Regions from separate parts of the Homo sapiens genome. Here region 2 is linked to region 1. A link is a loop called in an ENCODE intact Hi-C map of the cell type or tissue named here. Cell type or tissue: breast epithelium. All regions are shown on one strand. Each heading gives the region's core, and the rest is flanking DNA. Links, peaks and the distances in the headings are about the cores only.

Region 1 (10,231 bases), core at 2,026-7,025:
ACATAAAGGGCCTTAAAGAGCGTGTAGTCTATCCAACTCTCTACGTGCAAGTGAGATCATATATGTTAGAAGTAGACACAGATCTCAGGCAGCCTCCTGACAGTGAAACCTACAGCTGTGTCCATGGATCCCAGTGAGACCGGGAGATTTGGCAGTTGTCCAGTTGGTTGATATAGTTAGAAGTTGAGCTGTAAAATTTTTTTGTTTTTTTTTGAGATGGAGTCTTGCTGTGTTGCCAGGCTGGAGTGCAGTGGCACGATCTCAGCTCACTGCAACCTCTGACTCCGGGGTTCAAGAGATTCCCCTGCCTCAGCCTCCTGAGTAGCTGGGACTTCAGGCATGTGCCACCACGACTGGCTAATTTTTTGTATTTTAGTAGAGACGGAGTTTCACCATGTTGGCCAGGATGGTCTCAATCTCCTGACCTCGTGATCCGCCTGCCTCAGCCTTCCAAAGTGCTGGGATTACAGGTGTGAGCCACCACGCCCGGCCAGAAGTTGAGCTATATAATTTCAGCTGGAATGTTCACTATGCCACGTGAATTAGTCTACTTGCCAGTCTACATGGCAGGGTTCCATTAGTAGAAGTGGAAAGCACCCTCTGCTCCTCCGATTTCCAAATCTAAAGCCTGTGGCCCTCTCTCTGTTCTGCAGGATGTCCTAATGTGGTCATTTATCCCCTGGGCCTCTTCCTAGTCCCACGCTGTCCCTGGACCAGAGATGTGTTTCCTCCCAGCCCATCACAAATGCTTTGGGGGGCCTGGGACAGTGACCTGGGCTGGGCTGACCCTACCACTCCATCTGCATCTGCTCACAGGGACAGTGCTTCCTTTGTACCGTTGTTTGGGTGGTTTTTTTTTTTTAATTTTTGGTTGGGTTTGTTTATTTTTTACTTTTCCTTCTCCTCCTTTTCAAACCAAGTCCCTCAGAGCCTCAGCTGAAGCCAGCCCACCCAAGCGCATCCCTGCAACAGAACTTGTAATAATTCCCTAAGCAGTCCATGGACATCTTCCCAAACAGCCCTCCTACAGCAGAGGGTTCTGGGAAACCTAGTCACTTCCGCTCACATGGAGGCACCTGCCTCTGGGGACTTCCACAGCCCTGATCCTTGGATAGGAGAATGAAGACACAGGCCTGGGGGGGTGTTGGGGAGTGGGTTATGTTGATACCTAAATCTTCAGGCCACTCATCAGCTGGGTCCTTCTGAGTGAGTTAGGGTAACTTTCAAGAAAGTGAAATTCTCAGCCTGGAATTTATGACAACATGACCATCTCAGACCAAATTACGGAGAAAAATGTCAAAGTGTGTGTTCACTCCTTAGGGCTGTGAAAGGCCCAGGAGCCATTCTTCAGATGAGCCTCTTGGCCCTTAAAATCGTAAGCCTTCTATTTATGATCGAACTTTTCCTATTTGAAGCACATTCACTGAGCCAAATCTTTCTGTCACATATTTTGCTTTTAAAAGTTGAGTTTGTTTGATTTCCTAAATTTTTGTTATTTCTAACTATATCAAAGCAGCCCAGTTCAAAGAAACAGAATGTACCAGGGAAGCAGACATTTGATCATTAAAGGCAAAATGAATCTAAGTCACGTCTACTTGAGTTCTCATGACACCAAAAACAGAAAGATCCCTGTCCTACCTTAAGTCCATAGGCTTTTTGTCCTGGAGACCAGGGTCCCTCTGTGGTCTCAAGGTACCCAGGGTGCTATGCTGCATGGCTGAGCTGGGCACCTAAGACGCCAAGAGTCCCTAACCTTGCCCTTCTCTTGAGTGGAGGTGGCCAAAGGAGGGGGGTACATAAGAGACCACTTACTGCCCCTGGATGGGCAGAACAGAGTTGCCCAGGCCCTGTCAGGACAGGATGCAGAATTCCTGACTCTTGGGGAGTTTGTCTAGTTAATGACCATGTCCAGCTTCTGGTATAAAGACTACTTGGCAATCCCCTGCTCCCAGAGAAAGAGGGATCATTACTGAGGCTACAGGCAGGAGACTGGAGCAACTATTCAGAGGGAAAAGGAGCTAGAATAGCAAACTCCACAAGGACAAGGTATTATTTTGTACCCCACATCTTCTGGGTATCTAGAAAAATGCCTGGTCCTCAGGAAGTACTCAGTAAATGTTAAACTAATAAAACATTACTTTCTGAGAACATGTCAAAGATTTAGGCCTGGGGTTGGGAGACACAGAAAGAAGTATCCAGAGAATCTCAGTCAGTCTCAAAATTATGGCTCGACAGAGAAATTCCCTTCAATCCAAACCCAGGTCCTAATGCGGCTCCCTTGAAGGCTGTGACATGTGTGGTGAGCTTAGTGGATCTCATACCTCCTCATGTCAAATTAGATGGTAGCCTGAGCTCATGCATTGCCACTGAGGCAGGAGAGAGGGGACAGAGTAGAAATATTGGAGTCTGAATGGACAGGATGTGGAAACTCACAGTATGTGGGTACTGAAGGAAGTGAATTAGAGATGGGCATAATAGAGGGCGACCCTCTTCCCAGGGTTGCTGTAAGGAGTAGTAAATGAACACACAGTGCTTCATGCCATACGGTAGGTTCTTTTTTTGGGGGTGGGGGGCAACGGCATCTTACTCTGTCACCCAGGCTGGAGTGCAATAGCGCAGTCTCGGCTCACTGCAACCTCCACCTCCCGGGTCCAAGTGATTCTCCTATCTCAGCCTCCCAAGTAGCTGAGATTACAGGCGCCCACCACCAAGCCTGGCTAATTTTTGTATTTTTTAGTAGAGACGGGGTTTCACCATGTTGGCCAGGATGGTCTCCATCTGACCTTGTGATCCGCCTGCCTTGGCCTCCCAAAGTGCTGGGATTACAGGCGTGAGCCACCGCGCCCGGCCTGTAAGTTCTTTTTTTTTTTGAGATGGAGTCTTGCTTTGTCGCCCAGGCTGGAGTGCAGTGGTGTGATCTCCGCTCACTGCAACCTCCACCTCCTGGGTTCAAGCAATTCTCCTGCCCCAGTCTCCCGAGTAGCAGGGTTTACAGGCATGCACCACCATGCCTGGCTAATTTTTTTTTTTTTTTTTTGTGACAGAGTCTCACTCTGTCGCCAGGCTGGAGTGCAGTGGTGCAATCTCGGCTCACTGCAAACTCCGCATTCTGGGTTCAAGAGATTCTCCTGCCTCAGCCTCCCAAGTAACTGGGATTACAGGCATGTGCCACCATGCCTGGCTAATTTTTGTATTTTTAGTAGAGACAGGGTTTCACTATATTGGCCAGGCTGGTCTTGAACTCCTGACCTCGTGATCCGCCCACCTCGGCCTCCCAAAGTGCTGGGATTACAGATGTAAGCCATCATGCCCGGCCCTAGAATCAGTACTGTTAAGAGAATTAATTGAGAGGCCACTAGGCTGAGATGGCTCCAGGGCCTTGAGTTCCTATGTAACCAACTGAAACCCAACTCAGAAGGAATGGTTTTAACCTAGGAAAACAAAATTTAAGATTAACCAATTAGGAACCACAAACTAACCTCTAACGAGGGACTTTGCACATTAACCAATCAAATATTTTCTTTGTCTTGCTTCCATGAGCACCTTATAAAAGATTTTCCCTTGCACCCCTTTGCTGGAGCCCTGAACCACTTGTTGTGTTATTGTTCGATTCATGAATCACTGTCTGCTCAAGTAAACTCTTTAAAATGTTCATGTGCCTAAGTTTATCATTTAATGTTAAGTATTTGTAGCCAGAGTAAAGGACCACTGGTCTGAGGAGGGGTCACTAACACAAGTGTGGAAAAGAAAAGCACAAAGATTACTATTAATATCTCACTCAACCAATAATTCTGGAAATGGGCTCTCAGTCCCTAGACAAGGTCTATGGGATCCAGGGGTGCACTGCTCTATTCTAGAATACGTAGTGGGTCCACTGTATTTCTTAGCCCCCCTCCAAATCTGGAAAGCAGTGAAATCTGTGGTTCTTAGTCACCTCCTCTTCCTTGTACCCACCCACTTGCCCCTCTAAGAGATGTAGCCCGTGAAAAACCCTTGCCATTCTTAATGGAGGGCGCTGTGATTCTCAAACCTGGTAATACTCTTTACATAGCCCTGATGAGGAGCCACTGGTAAATACTAATTCCAGAAAACTTAAAAGAAGCCTTCCAGGCCACACACAAACTCTAGACACAGTACAATACCACTTTTGACAAAGTAGATCGTGAATACATACAGACATACATACATAAAACATGGTCATTTTCTTACAGACTTCAGTGAAGACATAGAAATCCTGTTCTTCACATTTGGACATGGCTCAGTCCAAGAGGGAGAGGGATTGCTGACACTGGGCTGAGAGGCTGGCCAGTAGCTCCCATTCACAGACAGTGCGTGCAGAAGAGCTTTGTCAGTGTCTAACAAACCAAGAAACACATCTTTTGGAGCCAGACAGATCCAGGTGTGAATCTCGGTTAGGCCACTCACTATGCCATGTGGAGCAAGCTCGTTGACCTCTGTGAGCCTGTTATCTCCCCCAGAAGATGGCTATCATCATACGTACCTTACATGGTTTCTACTGGTACAAGAGAGAAACACACATAAACTGCCTAGCACAATGAGTGTCCACATCTGATACTGGCTGATCACTCAGTGATACCTCTCTGAACCAGAACTTATCCTAACGTCACACTTTTTGATCAGAAACCGTGTTGTAGGAGTGGAAATGACGTGAGAGACAGGAGGATGGTCCAGGTCACAGTTCCTCTCCTGCTCCCATCCTCTCCCTCCCTCCTTCTCCTTTCTCTCTCGAGGCAGCACATGGCTTCCAAGACATCTCAGGCTGCAGCCTGCTCCTGCCTCTCAGGAGTGGTCCCCAACTCCACTTATGAGTGTGTGGATGTGACAGCCCTGCTACCCAGATGATGACAGCATGTGAGGCCCAAGAGCCTGGGTGTCTCCCTCCAGGGGCCTGGGCCCCAGCCCACTTGCGATGGTTCCATTGCCTCTTGTTTATTGACCCCTCTGACCCAGCATTGAGAAACTTCCCTTAATTCCTCCACACCCAGATGGACTTGGTTAAGAGAATCCCAATCCCAGAAGGGACACTAATGGAAATGACAGAATGTTGAGTCAAGCTGGGACCCCACAGATCTTCTGGCAGCATTTCAACCCTTTCTGTGCCGTGTGCCCCTTTGACAGCTTGGCAAAAAAATATCCATAAATACATAAAATAAAAGACATGAGATCACAAAGGAATTCAATTATCTTGAAAAACAATTCTACCCAACTTCCTATGGACATCCATGGATTTCAGATGATCAACACCTGACAGCCAAACCTCTTGCTGAAAACTTAGGAAACTCTCCAAGGTCACTCAGCGAAGAAGTGAGAGGCCTTGGACAGGAACCCCATCTCCTTATTCCTGCACCTGTGCTTTTGTGTTTTTTACTAATTTAATATTTCAGGAAACTAAGAAAAACAAAACAGAAATCTTGCTGCCTCTGCTTTGAAAACTGAATTTCATCCATGTGGGAAGGTGTGGAGGAAACCCTGCTGGCCCTCAGAGTATTCATAAGAACTGACCTTGCTTTATCCAGGATTGCAACACCAGGCAAATATTATTTCTCGGTAAACATCTGGAAAAGCTTAGGGTCACAGTAAATTGGTGGAGGATTTGGCCAGGGCACTGGTGACTGGTTGAGACGCCCAACTCCTAAACGTGGTGGGCAGCACTGTTGGATTGTGGACTGAGTAGATGGGTCAATTCCTCTGCTTTCAGGAGGTCAGGGTCAGGGAGTCTGGAACACTGGCCTCTGAGCCTGCTACCGACGTCTCGGCCCTCAACTCTTGTTAGGAATTAGTGAGCAGTTGGTGCCCCCTTGTTCTGCTGGGAAGACTGGCAGGTATTTAACCTGAGAGCATTAACCCCTGGCCCATCTCCCAGCTGAGCCCTTTCACTCCTTTCTCTCCCTGCTGGGGTAAGAGAATGTAATGGATAAAAGCATGAGTTTGGTCAGGGTTTAAATTCTCACTTCATCGCTTCAGAAAAGTTGCATGGCCATCTCCCCCTCCCCTCTGTTTGTTTGTTTGTTTTTTGAACTGGAGTCTCACTCTGTCACTCAGGCTGGAGTACAGTGGCACCATCTCGGCTCACTGCAACCTCCGCCTCCCGGGTTCAAGTGATTCTCCTGCCTCAGCCTCCCGAGGAGCTGGGATTACAGGCGCCCGCCACCACCCCCTGCTAATTTTTGTATTTTTAGTAGAGACGGAGTTTCATCATGTTGGCCAGGCTGGTCTGGAACTCCTGACCTCAAGTGATCCACCTGCCTCCGCCTCCCAAAGTGCTGGGATTATAGGCGTGAGCCACTGCACCTGGCCCTCTCTGTGTTTTTATCCCTCTAATGGGAATAGTAGTCATGCCTGCCTTTTAGGGTGTAGCAACAATTAGAGCTAAGGTACAGAAAGCACCTACACAGGACCTGATGTGTTGCATTCTGCATTCTGTGGTTAGGAGTCATTATTCTAATAAGCTCTGGGTTGCACCTTCCACACTGTTGTGGGAAGTCAGGGACCCTGAATGGAGGGACCAGCTGGAGCTGCAGCAGAGGAACATAAATTGTGAAGATTTCATGGACATTTATCAGTTCCCAAATAATACTTTTCTAATTTCTTATGCCTGTCTTTACTTTAATCTCTTAATCCTGTTATCTTCATAAGCTGAGGATATACGTCACCTCAGGACCACTGTGATAATTGTGTTAACTGTACAAATTGATTGTAAAACATGTGTGTTTGAAAAATATGAAATCAGTGCACCTTGAAAAAGAACAGAATAACAGTGATTTTTAGGGAACAAGGGAAGACAACCATAAGGTCTGACTGCCTGCGGGGTTGGGCAAAAAGAGCCACATTTTTCGTCTTGCAGAGAGCCTATAAATGGACGTGCAAGTAAGAAAGATATCGCTGAATTCTTTTCCTAGCAAGGAATATTAATATTAATACCCTGGGAAAGGAATGCATTCCTGGGGGGAGATCTATAAACAGCCGCTATGGGAATGTCTGTCTTATGCGGTTGAGATAAGGACTGAGATATGCCCTGGTCTCCTGCAGTACCCTCAGGCTTATTAGGGTGGGGAAAAGCTCTGCCTTGGTAAATTTGTGGTCAGACTGGTTCTCTGCTCTTGAACCCTGTTTTCTGTTGTTTAAGATGTTTATCAAGACAATATGTGCACTGCTGAACATAGACCCTTATCTGTGGTTCTGCTTTTGCCCTTTGTCCTGTTCCCTCAGAGGCATGTGATCTTTGTTAGACCCTTATTAGTAGTTCTGCTTTTTGCCTTTTGAAGCATGTGATCTTTGTACCTACTCCCTGCTTTACATCCCCTCCCCTTTTGAAACCCTTAATAAAAAACTTGCTGGTTTGAGGCTCGGGTGGGCATCACGTTCCTACTGATATGTGATGTCACCCCCAGCAGCCCAGCTGTAAAATTCCTCTCTTTGTACTCTTTCTCTTTATTTCTCAGCTGGCTGACACTTATGGAAAATAGAAAGAACCTGCATTGAAATATTGGGGGCGGGTTCCCCCGATACCACACTGTGTCCCTTACAAATAAAGCAGGTGCTAAGGCAGGTGTTGTTAGCCAAGTGGATGTGTTCAGAAAAGACCCTCCACCATCATCAGAGCAGACCTATTTCTCCCACACATCTCAGCAAAGTACATGACTTGACCACAGTCACACAAAGAGAAAATCCTGTCTCAGCTTCTTCCTGATCTACACAGCTCCTTCATCTGGGTGTTTACTCTCTGCCTTCCTCTTGTTTCTACAGACACAGAACCTTCCTTTCTCTCCAAAGCCAGCACCTCCACCTGCACTCTGGATCCCTCCCCTCTCTCCTGCAGATTTTTCCTCTACTAGATCGTCCCTCTGTGCATGCTCTAAGCATCTCCCTTAACCTGCAGGTCTCTGTTCAACTACTATTTCTCTACTTTCCTTCACAGGTAAAGAGCATTGCTGCCTCCTCTTTCCCTCCTCAACCCACTCCAACTGGACTTCTGCCCTCCCTGCTCCCCCTGCCTCTTTTCTTGGCTCCTTCTTCTCTGCTCAGTCTCTGAAGGTTAGAGGGTACCAGGGATCTGTCCTGGGCATCCTTTTTTTCCATTTCTAAATGTCCTCCCTTAGTGTTCCCATCCAGTCTCATGGCTTTGAAGACCATGTATGTTCTGATGACTTCCCAATCTCTATCTCCAGCCCTGATTTTCCCCCAAACTTCACTTGAATATCTAATTGCTTTCTTAACATTTTCACTTAGATGTCTGATGGGGCAACTCAAACATAGCTTATCCATAAAGAACTTGAGTTCTTCTCCCAGACTCACCCTCCAGGCTTCCCATCTGTAGCAGCTGGCAGGTGCGTTCACCTGATTTTTCAACCTTTACATCTAAGAGCCAGTCTCGATTCCCGGCTTTCCTCATCTTCCACCTGCGGCCCATCAGCAAGTCTTGTCCACTTTATCTCCAAAGCACATTCCAAATTTGCCCACTTCTCTCCATCTGTATGCTAATCACTCTAGCCCAAACCACCATCAAACTATTTCCCAAATGACCACAGGGGCTCCTCAGCTGATCCATCTGTAACCATTTTATTCTCCATTCTTGATAGTCAAGCCCAAATAACCATGTCATGCTCTTGCCTAAAACCTTCCCATGACTCCTACTGTACTTGAAATAAAATTCAAGGTCCTCAAAGCAAGATAGATTCTGGTTTCTGTCTACCTCTCCACACTCACTTCCTCCTCACCTCTGCTCCAGCCAAACTGGTCTCTCCATTTCTTAAAAACTTAATGTCTGTTCCCACCTTAGGACCCCTGCACTGGCAGTTCTTCCTGGAACACTCTTCCTTTGGTGTTTGAATGACTGGTTCCCATTCATCACTCACATCTCAGCTGAAATGTCAGTATTCAAAGAGACTCTTCCTGACCACCAGACCGAAGTGGGCACCCTTCACTTCCTATCACGTCATCCTATTCTCTTTTCTAACCTCCCAGAGGAGAGTCACACAGATAGACAGGAAAAATAGGTACTCTCCCTCCTCAACCCACTCTAATTAGGTATTTTTCCTGTCTGTCTGTCTATCTCGCCTCTGGGAGGTAAGTCCCACAAGGGCTGAGACATTGTCTTTCTTCTTTACCACTATATCTGCAGGACTCAGAACAGTGCCCCGCACCCCCGTGTGTGTGTGTGTGTGTGTGTGTGTGTGTGTGTGTGTGTATACATACAGCAACGTAGTGTTGCTATATGTTGTTGAATGCGTGAATGAATGGATAAATAAATTAGTAACAGAGCTAGGACCAGAACCCAGGCCTCCTGCCCCCAGTCCAGTGTTCTTCCCTGCATGCCATATCAAGCTGCTGTTTTCACCAGTTTGATTGCTGTCTTCCTGTTGACCAGATGCTTGGCACCATTAAACTTTCAACTAGTTCCAGAGCCCAGTGAGAAGGGAAATGGCCACCAGGGCACAGGAGGGAGAGGAAAGAGGGCCTCTGAATGAATAATGAGGTCTATAACAAGCCCAGCAAGGACTGAGAATCTAGCATATTCTATTATTCATTCCATCATTCACGGAATATTTAGTAAACACTTACGTGTCAGGCATCATGTAAGGTGCCAGGGATAAAAAGACAATCCTACTTGGGTGGATCTGACCGTCTCCAGAAGGAGATGGAGGCATAAGCATAGTGTAATGAGTGAGGACAGGGTGACATGTGCCATGAAAACACAAAGCAGATGGGAGAACGCTGCGTGGGGTGGGCTAGGAATCCAGAAGATGACCCAGGGAGGGGGACATTTGAGCCGAGTCTTAAAGAGTGAAGGTGCACTACTGAAACCTCTCAGTCTGCATTTTCACACGAAAAGTACATTTGTGCGTCCCCTTTATTCTAACTGACAAAAGAAAAATCACTTTAGAAAGGCATACAGGATGACTCTGGTAGTTGAAAGAACCACTTATTAAGAAATAAAGAATTCTTCATCCAGAAACATGTTTTTTTAGGAGATGAGATAGTTCTCTATTTCTTGCCACAAAGAGTCCATTCAAATAACTGCATCTTCCCTGCGGGTCTGAGAGTGAAACCACTGAGGCAATCACCTCCATGATGAAAGATCATCACCCAACAAAGAACTGCTTTCCGGAAAAACCACAGACCACAGACTGTCTCTTCAAGAAATGCGCTGTCGCCTGTAATCCAGCACTTTGGGAGGCCGAGGCGGGCAGATCACGAGGTCAGGAGATCG
Region 2 (10,231 bases), core at 2,169-7,168, 85 kb after region 1:
TACTCCTTTTCTCTCTCTCTCCTGCCACATGTGAAGATGTCCCTACTTCCCCTTTGCCTTCCACCATGATTGTAGGTTTCCTGAGGCCTCCCAGTCATGCTTCTTGTTAAGCCTGTGGAACTGTGAATTAATTCAACCTCTTTTTTAAATAAATAACCCAGTCTCAGGTAGTTCTTTATAGCAGTGTGAGAACAGACTAATACAATGTCTCTAGTCACCTACCTCAAAATTTTTCCTAAGCAAGACAGTTCTCACAAAAATCAGAAATGTCAGATGATTTTTAACACAAAAGCCTGGTACAAATGTTGGATTTCAGAAGTTGAAGCAGATTTGTGGATTGTTGCCATTTAAGCTTCTGCTGCTGTTTTAATAATCCCTAAGTTGATTTACTGGGGGACAAGGGGCTGGGGAAGGAAGGGCTGGGTCAAAACCACAATATGGAAGTCTTGCTTTAGCTTGAAACTGTCTTAGGAAATGTGCTTTGGTTCACTGCTAACTTTGAAAAGCAAACTGGTCCCTGCTTCCCCAAGTAGGAGTGTCTGAGTCTTTGTGTGTATTTTAGAGACAGAGGCTCACTCTATTGCCCAGGCTGGACTCAACTCCTGGTTTCAAGGGATCCTCCCACCTCAAGCCTCCCCAGGAGCTGGGACTACAAGTACACACAGCTATACCCAGCATTTTTTTTTTTTTTTTTTTTTTTTTTTTGGAGAACAGAGTCTCGCTCTGTCGCCCAGGCTAGAGCACAATGGTGTGATTTCAGCTCACTGCAACCTCTGCCTCCCAGGTTCAAGTGATCCTCCCACCTCAAGCCTCCCGCGTAGCTGGGACTACAGGCACGCACCACTGCCCAGCTAATTTTTGTATTTTTAGTAGAGATGGCGTTTTGCCATGTTGGCCAGGCTGGTCTTGAACTTCTGGCCTCAAGTGATCCACCTCCCAAAGTGCTGGGATTACAGGCATGAACCACTGTGCCCGGCCAATGCCCAGCTTTTTTTTTTTTTTTTTTTTTTTTTTGAGATGAAGCCTTGCTCTGTTGCCCAGGCTGGAGTGCAGTGGTGTGATCTTGGCTCACTGCAAGCTCCACCTCCCAGTTTCACGCCATTCTCCTGCCTCAGCCTCCTGAGTAGCTGGGACTACAGGCGCCTGCCACCACACCTGGCTAATTTTTTTTTTTTTTTTTTTTTTTTTGTATTTTTAGTAGAGACGGGGTTTCACTGTGTTAGCCAGGATGGTCTTGATCTCCTGACCTTGTGATCCGCCTGCCTTGGCCTCCCAAAGTGCTGGGATTACAGGCGTGAGCCACCGCACCCGGCCCTATGCCCAGCTTTTGAGAGTTAGTTTTTCATGGTAAATCACAAAGTATGTAATCCAATCTAGGACTCTTAAAAACAGTCCTGGGAGATGGGGTGGAATTGAACAGATTACTAAGTAAATTGAACCCAGAATAATATTCTCTATTACTCTAAGCTTCAAGCATTGTTCTGTAGACCTAGAGTCTGAAATTTTCTGGACTCAGTGAGGACACACTGATAAAGCTGAGAGGAAAAGATGTTTGTTTTTTAGAACATTATTAAACCTTTATTAAGCACCAAGTATGTGCTCAGGAATTTTGCTGGGGAATGAATGCACATTGAAAAGGTAAATAAAAAGTGGTTCTTAGAACAAAGATATATAATCACTGTGACAAAAAGCAAAATATATATAAAAGAGGTAGAACAGAAGAATCACGATGTCTATTGCTTACATGTCTTACATGTCTTATGTATATCATAAACATCATGTTCGAAACTGAGTTTTTTTCCTCCAAACTGTTCTTTTTTTTTTTTTCCTGAGACAGAATCTTGCTCTGTTGCCCAGCTGGAGTGCAGTGGCAGGATCTCGGCTCACTGCAACCTCTACCTCCCTGGTTCAAGGAATTCCCCTGCTTCAGCCTCCCAAGTAGCTGGAATTACAGTGCAAGCCACCACGCCTGGCTAATTTTTTTGTATTTTTTAGTAGGGACGGGGTTTCACCATGTTAGTCAGACTGGTCTCAAACTCCTGAGCTCAGGCAATCTGCCTGCCTCGGCCTCCCAGAGTGCTGAGATTACAGGTGTGAGCCACCACACCCGGCCCCTCCCAACTATTCTTAATAGCTCTATCCCCCACTCCAAACACTCTCCCAAAATCAATAACTGAGCACCACATTGTCTACCTTGATTCATTTCTTTCTCTCAAATACTCAAATCCAGTCCATACCTTCATCATGTATCTAAATCTCTCACCATCTTCAGTCTCTACTGTAGATACCTTAGTCAAGCCATCATACTTTTTAAAAAACTTTTTAAGAGGCAGAGTCTTGCTCGGTTGCCCGTGCTGGAGTATAGTGGCACATTTATAACTCACTGCATCCTAAAACTCATGGACTCAATTGATCCTCTCACCTCAGCCTCCCAAGTGGCTAGGACTATAGGGATGTGCCACTATGCCTAGCTAATTTTAAAACATTTTGTAGAGAGGGGGTTTTGCTAGGTTACCCAGGCTGGTCTTGAACTCCTAGCTTCAAGTGATCCTCCTGCGACAGCTTTCCAAAGTGCTGGGATTACAGGAATGAGCCACTGCACCCAGCTTTCCAGTCCTTTTTTTTTTTTTTTTTTGAGACGGAGTCTCGCTCTGTCCCCCAGGCTGGAGTGCAATGGTGTGATCTCAGCTCACTGCAACTTTGCCTCCCGGGTTCACGCCATTCTCCTACCTCAGCCTCCCGAGTAGCTGCGACTACAGGCGCCCGGCTAATTTTTTTTTTTTTTTGTATTTTTAGTAGAGACGGGGTTTCACCATGTTAGCCAGGATGGTCTCGATCTGACCTCATGATCCGCCCGCCTGAGCCTCCCAAGGTGCTGGGATTACAGGCGTGAGCCCCCACGCCCAGCCTCCAGTCCATTTTTTAAAAAGCAGTAAGTGTTGCTGTCCTACTTAAAGCCTTTCAGCAATTTCTCTACCATCCTTAAGAATGAGTCCAGGTGTCTTAGACTGACTGACAAAACTTTGTACTGGCTCCCACATACCTGTTCAAATTTTTTGTGCCACTCCTACTTAATTATTTCAGTCATTAGAAATTTTGTTTTGGTTTTTTATTCAGTTTGTACAGTTTACTAAGTTTCTCTTCTCTGTTAGGGCCTAGATACTAGCAAGCCCCTCTGCTGGAAATGCTCTTTACTAATTTTTCATGCAACTTTTCTGCTCATTCTTAGGTTCAAACGTAACTCCCCCAGAGGTGCTATTTCCTGCCTATTCCATGTAAAAAAGATGTCTTTCCTATGGTTCTCAGACTGTTTCCTCAACTTGTTGGTTTATTTGCTTGTTGCCTGGTTTCCTCACTAAATAAAAAGCTCCATGAAGACAGGAGCTCTTTCCCTTACTACAGTATTCTCAGAGCTTGGTATGGGCCAGCTCAATAGAACTCTCAACAAGTATGGCCAGAGTGAATAAAAGGATGATACCTGCTCATAATGTGATTCACCTTTTCCTTTCTATTAATGTTTCCTCATGTTTCATGTTTGAATATTAGAACCAGAAAGAAACCAAAAATCAGCTAATTTCCTTAGAAACCAGAAAGAAACCAGAAATAACTAATTTCCTTAATTTTTAGAGGCAAGCAAAGGGAAGTCAATATTACTCAACTGGTTCTTGGCAGAGGAGAGACTAGAATACAGTTACCCTGACTCTTCATTTTCACAATAAATCTCTCCTTGGACTGAACCACTGTGGCCCTGTCTCGCTTTGGTGGTTATCTTTTTTCCAGAGTGGAGAGTATTAAGAATTAACACATTCAGGATAATCTGAAAACAAGCTCTTACACTGAAGTAAAATTTCTCAAATCAGCTGAGGCCTTGTACCAAAACTCCAGCTTGTAAGCATTTTTGGAAATCTTGCTAGAGAGTGGTGCATTTTCCAATATTCAAAAACCAAACATAATCTTTACTCATTGACTCCAGCTTGTTCTTATGATGAACATTGATTATTGTTATATATATATATATATATATTTTTTTTTTTTTTTTTTTTTTTGAGACGGCGTCTCACTCTGTCGCCCAGGCTGGAGTGCAGTGGCGCGATCTCAGCTCACTGCAGCCTCCACCTCCTGGGCTCAAGCGATCCTCTCGCCTCAGCCCCCCAGTAACTGAGACTACAGGAATGTGCCATCATGCCCAGCTAATTTTTTTTTTTTTTTTTTTTGTATTTTTGGTGGGGATGGGGTTTCACCATGTTGCCCAGGCTGGTCTCAAACTCCTGAGCTCAAGCGATCTGCCCACCTCGGCCTCCGGCCTCCCAAAGTGCTGGGATTACAGGCACAAGTCACCATGCCTAACCCAGAACACTGATTATTATACTATCTGAAATACAGTCTTGTCCTCAAGAACCCATTGAAGGGATTCTTCCTGAGCTTTAACATGCTGGGCTTTTTCAACAGTAAGACATCTGAGGATCATTACCAGCTTAATGTGTGTGGGCTTTGTGACTGTTTTCCTTGATACCAAGAGGCTTCTTTTCATTTCGAGCCTCCTGTCTGTGTTTCTGGATGTTAGAAATTGCCAAAAATCTCTGACTAGGGTGAAGGGGTTGTTACTGAAATGTAATACCTCTTGAATGGTGACCAGCCCTGTTTCATGAACTCATTTAACACTTTTGGAAAAGATAGCAGTTCTCCACTTTTGTGCTCCAACTAGAACATGAGTCAAAGAAAGTTTTGTGATTTTTTTAAAATAAGCTTTATTTTTTAGAGCAGTTTTAGCTTCACAGCAAAACTGAGAGAAAACTACACAGATTTCTTATGTACCATCTGCCCTCACACATACATAACCTCCCCCATAACCAATATCCCCCACAAAGTGGTACATTTGTTATAATCAATGAACCTACAATGACACTGACCCAAAGTCCATAGTTTACATTTGGGTTCACTCTGGGTATACTACATTCTATGGGTTTGGACAAATGCATAATGATGTGTATCTACCACTGTGATGTCATACAGAGGAGCTGCGCTATATCTACCACTGTGATATACAGAGGAGCTTCACTATATCTACCACTGTGATATCATACAGAGGAGCTTCACTGTACCTACCACTGTGATATCACACAGAGGAGCTTCACTATATCTACTAATGTGATATCATACAGAGGAGCTTCACTATATCTACAACTGTGATATCATACGGGGGAGCTTCACTATACCTCCCACTGTGATATCACACAGAGGAGCTTCACTATATCTACCACTGTGATATCACACAGAGGAGCGTCACTGTATCTACCACTGTGATATCAGACAGAGGAGCTTCACTATATCTGCCACTGTGAAATCACACAGAGGAGCTTCACTATATCTACTACTGTGATATCATACAGGGGAGCTTCACTATATCTACCACTGTGATATCACACAGAGTAGCTTCACTATACCTAGCACTGTGATATCATACAGAGGAGCTTCACCATATCTACCACTGTGATATCACACAGAGGAGCTTCGCTGTGTCTACCACTGTGATATCATACAGAGGAGCTTCACCATATCTACCACTGTGATATCACACAGAGGAGCTTCGCTGTGTCTACCACTGTGATATCATACAGAGGAGCTTCACTATATCTACCACTGTGATATCATACAGAGGAGCTTCAGTATATCTACCACTGTGATATCACACACAGGAGCTTCACTATATCTGCCACTGTGATATACAGGGGAGCTTCACTATATCTACCACTGTGATATACACAGCAGCTTCACTATATCTACCACTGTGATATCATACAGAGGAGCTTCACTATATCTACCACTGTGATATCATACAGGGGAGCTTCACTGTATCTACCACTGTGATATCATACAGAGGAGCTTCACTATATCTACCACTGTGATATCACACAGAGGAGCTTCACTGTATGTACCACTGTGATATCACACAGAGTAGCTTCACTATATCTACCACTGTGATATCACACAGAGCAGCTTCACTATATCTACCACTGTGATATCCTACAGGGGATCTTCACTATATCTACCACTGTGATGTCACACAGAGGATCTTCACTATATCTACCACTGTGGTATCATACAGGGGAGCTTCACGATATCTATCACTGTGATATCATATAGGGGAGCTTCACTATATCTACCACTGTGATATCATACAGAGCAGCTTCATTATATCTACCACTGTGATATCCTACAGGGGATCTTCACTATATCTACCACTGTGATGTCACACAGAGGATCTTCACTATATCTACCACTGTGGTATCATACACGGGAGCTTCACGATATCTATCACTGTGATATCATATAGGGGAGCTTCACTATATCTACCACTGTGATATCACACAGAGGAACTTCACTATATCTACCACTGTGATATCATACACGGGAGCTTCACTAAATCTACCACTGTGATATCACACAGAGGAACTTCACTATACGTACCACTGTGATATCATACATGGGAGCTTCACTATATCTACTACTGTGACATCACACAGAGGAGCTTCACTATATCTACGACTGTGATATCATGCAGAGGAGCTTCACTATATCTACCACTGTGATATCACACAGAGGAGCTTCACTGTATCTACCACTGTGATATCATACAGAGCAGCTTCACTATATCTACCACTGTGATATCATACAGGGGAGCTTCTCTATAACTACCACTGTGATATCATACAGAGCAGCTGCACTGTTGATATCATACAGAGCAGCTTCACTATATCTCCCACTGTTATACAGAGCAGCTTCACTATATCTACCACTGTGATATCACACAGAGCAGCTTCACTATATCTACCAGTGTGATATCACACAGAGGAGCTTCACTATATCTACCACTGTGATATCATATAGAGGAGCTTCACTGTATCTGCCACTGTGATATCATACAGAGCTGCTTCACTGTATCTACCACTGTGATATCATACAGAGGAGCTTCACTATATCCACCACTGTGCTATCATACAGAGGAGCTTCACTATATCCACCACTGTGATATCATACAGGGTAGCTTCACTATATCTACCACTGTGATATCATACAGAGGAGCTTCATTGTATCTACCACTGTGATATCACACAGAGGAGCTGTGCTATATCTACCACTGCGATATCATACAGAGCAGCTTCAGTGTATCTACCACTGTGATATCATACAGGGGATCTTCACTGTATCTACCAGTGTTATATCATACAGAGCAGCTTCACTATATCTACCACAGTGATATCACAGAGACGAGCTTCACTGTATCTACCACTGTGATATCACACAGAGGAGCTTCACAGTATCTACCACTGTGATATCATACAGAGCAGCTTCACTGTATCTACCAGTGTGATATCACACAGAGGAGCTTCACTATATCTATCACTGTGATATCATACAGAGCAGCTTCACTGTATCTACCAGTGTGATATCACACAGAGGAACTTCACTATATCTACCACTGTGATATCATACAGAGCAGCTTCACTGTATCTACCACTGTGATATCACACAGAGGAGCTTCACTATATCTACCACTGTGATATCATACAGAGGAGCTTCACTATATCTACCTCTGTGATATTATACAGGGCAGCTTCATTATATCTACCACTGTGATATCATACAGAGGAGCTTCACTATATCCACCACTGTGATATCATACAGGGGACCTTCACTATATCTACCACTGTGATATCACACAGAGGAGCTTCATTGTATCTACCACTGTGATATCACACAGAGGAGCTGTGCTATAGCTACCACTGTGATATCATACAGAGCAGCTTCAGTGTATCTACCACTGTGATATCATACAGGGGAGCTTCACTATATCTACCACTGTTATATCATACAGAGCAGCTTCACTATATCTACCACTGTGATATCACACTGACAAGCTTCACTGTATCTACCACTGTGATATCACACAGAGGAGCTTCACAATATCTACCACTGTGATATCATACAGAGCAGCTTCACTGTATCTACCACTGTGATATCACACAGAGGAGCTTCACTATATGTACCACTGTGATATCACACAGAGGAGCTTCACTGTATCTTACCACTGTGATATCACATAGAGGATCTTCGCTGTATCTACCACTGTGATATCATACAGAGCAGCTTCACTATATCTACCACTGTGATATCATACAGGGGAGCTTCTCTATAACTAAAACTGTGATGATATACAGAGCAGCTCCACTATTGATATCATACAGAGCAGCTTCACTATATCTACCACTGTGAGATCACACAGAGGAGCTTCACTATATCTATCACTGTGATATCATATAGAGGAGCTTCACTGTATGTACCACTGTGATATCATACAGAGCTGCTTCACTGTATCTACCACTGTGATATCATACAGAGGAGCTTCACTATATCCACCACTGTGATATCATACAGAGGAGCTTCACTATATCTACCACTGTGATATCACACAGGGTAGCTTCACTATATCTACCACTGTGATATCATACAGAGGAGCTTCATTGTATCTACCACTGTGATATCACACAGAGGAGCTGTGCTATATCTACCACTGCGATATCATACAGAGCAGCTTCAGTGTATCTACCACTGTGATATCATACAGGGGATCTTCACTGTATCTACCAGTGTTATATCATACAGAGCAGCTTCACTATATCTACCACTGTGATATCACACAGACGAGCTTCACTGTATCTACCACTGTGATATCACACAGAGGAGCTTCACAATATCTACCACTGTGATATCATACAGAGCAGCTTCACTGTATCTACCAGTGTGATATCACACAGAGGAGCTTCACTATATCTATCACTGCGATATCATACAGAGCAGCTTCACTGTATCTACCAGTGTGATATCACACAGAGGAACTTCACTATATCTACCACTGTGATATCATACAGAGCAGCTTCACTGTATCTACCACTGTGATATCACACAGAGGAGCTTCACTATATCTACCACTGTGATATCATACAGAGGAGCTTCACTATATCTACCTCTGTGATATTATACAGGGCAGCTTCATTATATGTACCACTGTGATATCATACAGAGGAGCTTCACTATATCCACCACTGTGATATCATACAGGGGACCTTCACTATATCTACCACTGTGATATCACACAGAGGAGCTTCATTGTATCTACCACTGTGATATCACACAGAGGCGCTGTGCTGTAGCTACCACTGTGATATCATACAGAGCAGCTTCAGTGTATCTACCACTGTGATATCATACAGGGGAGCTTCACTATATCTACCACTGTTATATCATACAGAGCAGCTTCACTATATCTACCACTGTGATATCACACTGACAAGCTTCACTGTATCTACCACTGTGATATCACACAGAGGAGCTTCACAATATCTACCACTGTGATATCATACAAAGCAGCTTCACTGTATCTACCACTGTGATATCACACAAAGGATCTTCACTATATCTACCACTGTGATATCATACAGAGCAGCTTCACTGTATCTACCACTGTGATATCATACAAAGCAGCTTCACTGTATCTACCACTGTGATATCACACAAAGGATCTTCACTATATCTACCACTGTGATATCATACAGAGGAGCTTCACTATATCTACCACTGTGATATCATACAGAGGAGCTTCACTATTTCTACCACTGTGATATCACACAGAGGAGCTTCACTGTATGTACCACTGTGATATCACACAGAGCAGCTTCACTATATCTACCACTGTGATATCCTACAGGGGATCTTCACTATATCTACCACTGTGATGTCACACAGAGGATCTTCACTATATCTACCACTGTGGTATCATACAGGGGAGCTTCACGATATCTATCACTGTGATATCATATGGGGAACTTCACTATGTCTACCACTGTGATATCACACAGAGGAAATTCACTATATCTACCACTGTGATATCATACAGGGGAGCTTCACTAAGTCTACCACGGTGATATCACACAGAAGAACTTCACTATACGTACCACTGTGATATCATACATGGGAGCTTCACTATATCTACTACTGTGACATCACACAGAGGAGCTTCACTATATCTACGACTGTGATATCATACAGAGGAGCTTCACTTTATCTACCACTGTGATATACAGCGGAGCTTTACTACATGTACCACTGTGATATCATACAGAGCAGCTCCACTATATCTACCACTGTGATACCACACAGAGCAGCTTCACTG

The links. A loop is a pair of places that touch in the nucleus more often than their neighbours do. Peaks named below come from ENCODE experiments on the same cell type or tissue, not always from the same donor. Only the 100,000 strongest peaks of a DNase experiment are listed, where the experiment ranks them.
Region 2: it touches region 1 in a loop (14-fold over the local background); 1 of 110 quality-filtered maps calls a loop at or near these places.

What each region holds. Positions count from the first base shown.
Region 1 is chr3:195,586,772-195,597,002 of GRCh38, reverse strand. No RefSeq gene overlaps it. Among named protein-coding and RNA genes, the nearest start is that of APOD, 7.9 kb to the right of the region's middle. RefSeq lists a cis regulatory region at 142 and an enhancer at 58-227. In breast epithelium, for the core only: no CTCF peak of the experiment used is centred there; no DNase peak of the experiment used is centred there; H3K4me3 peaks cover 226 bases; H3K27ac peaks cover 3,542 bases.
Region 2 is chr3:195,501,824-195,512,054 of GRCh38, reverse strand. No RefSeq gene overlaps it. Among named protein-coding and RNA genes, the nearest start is that of PPP1R2, 36 kb to the left of the region's middle. In breast epithelium, for the core only: no CTCF peak of the experiment used is centred there; no DNase peak of the experiment used is centred there.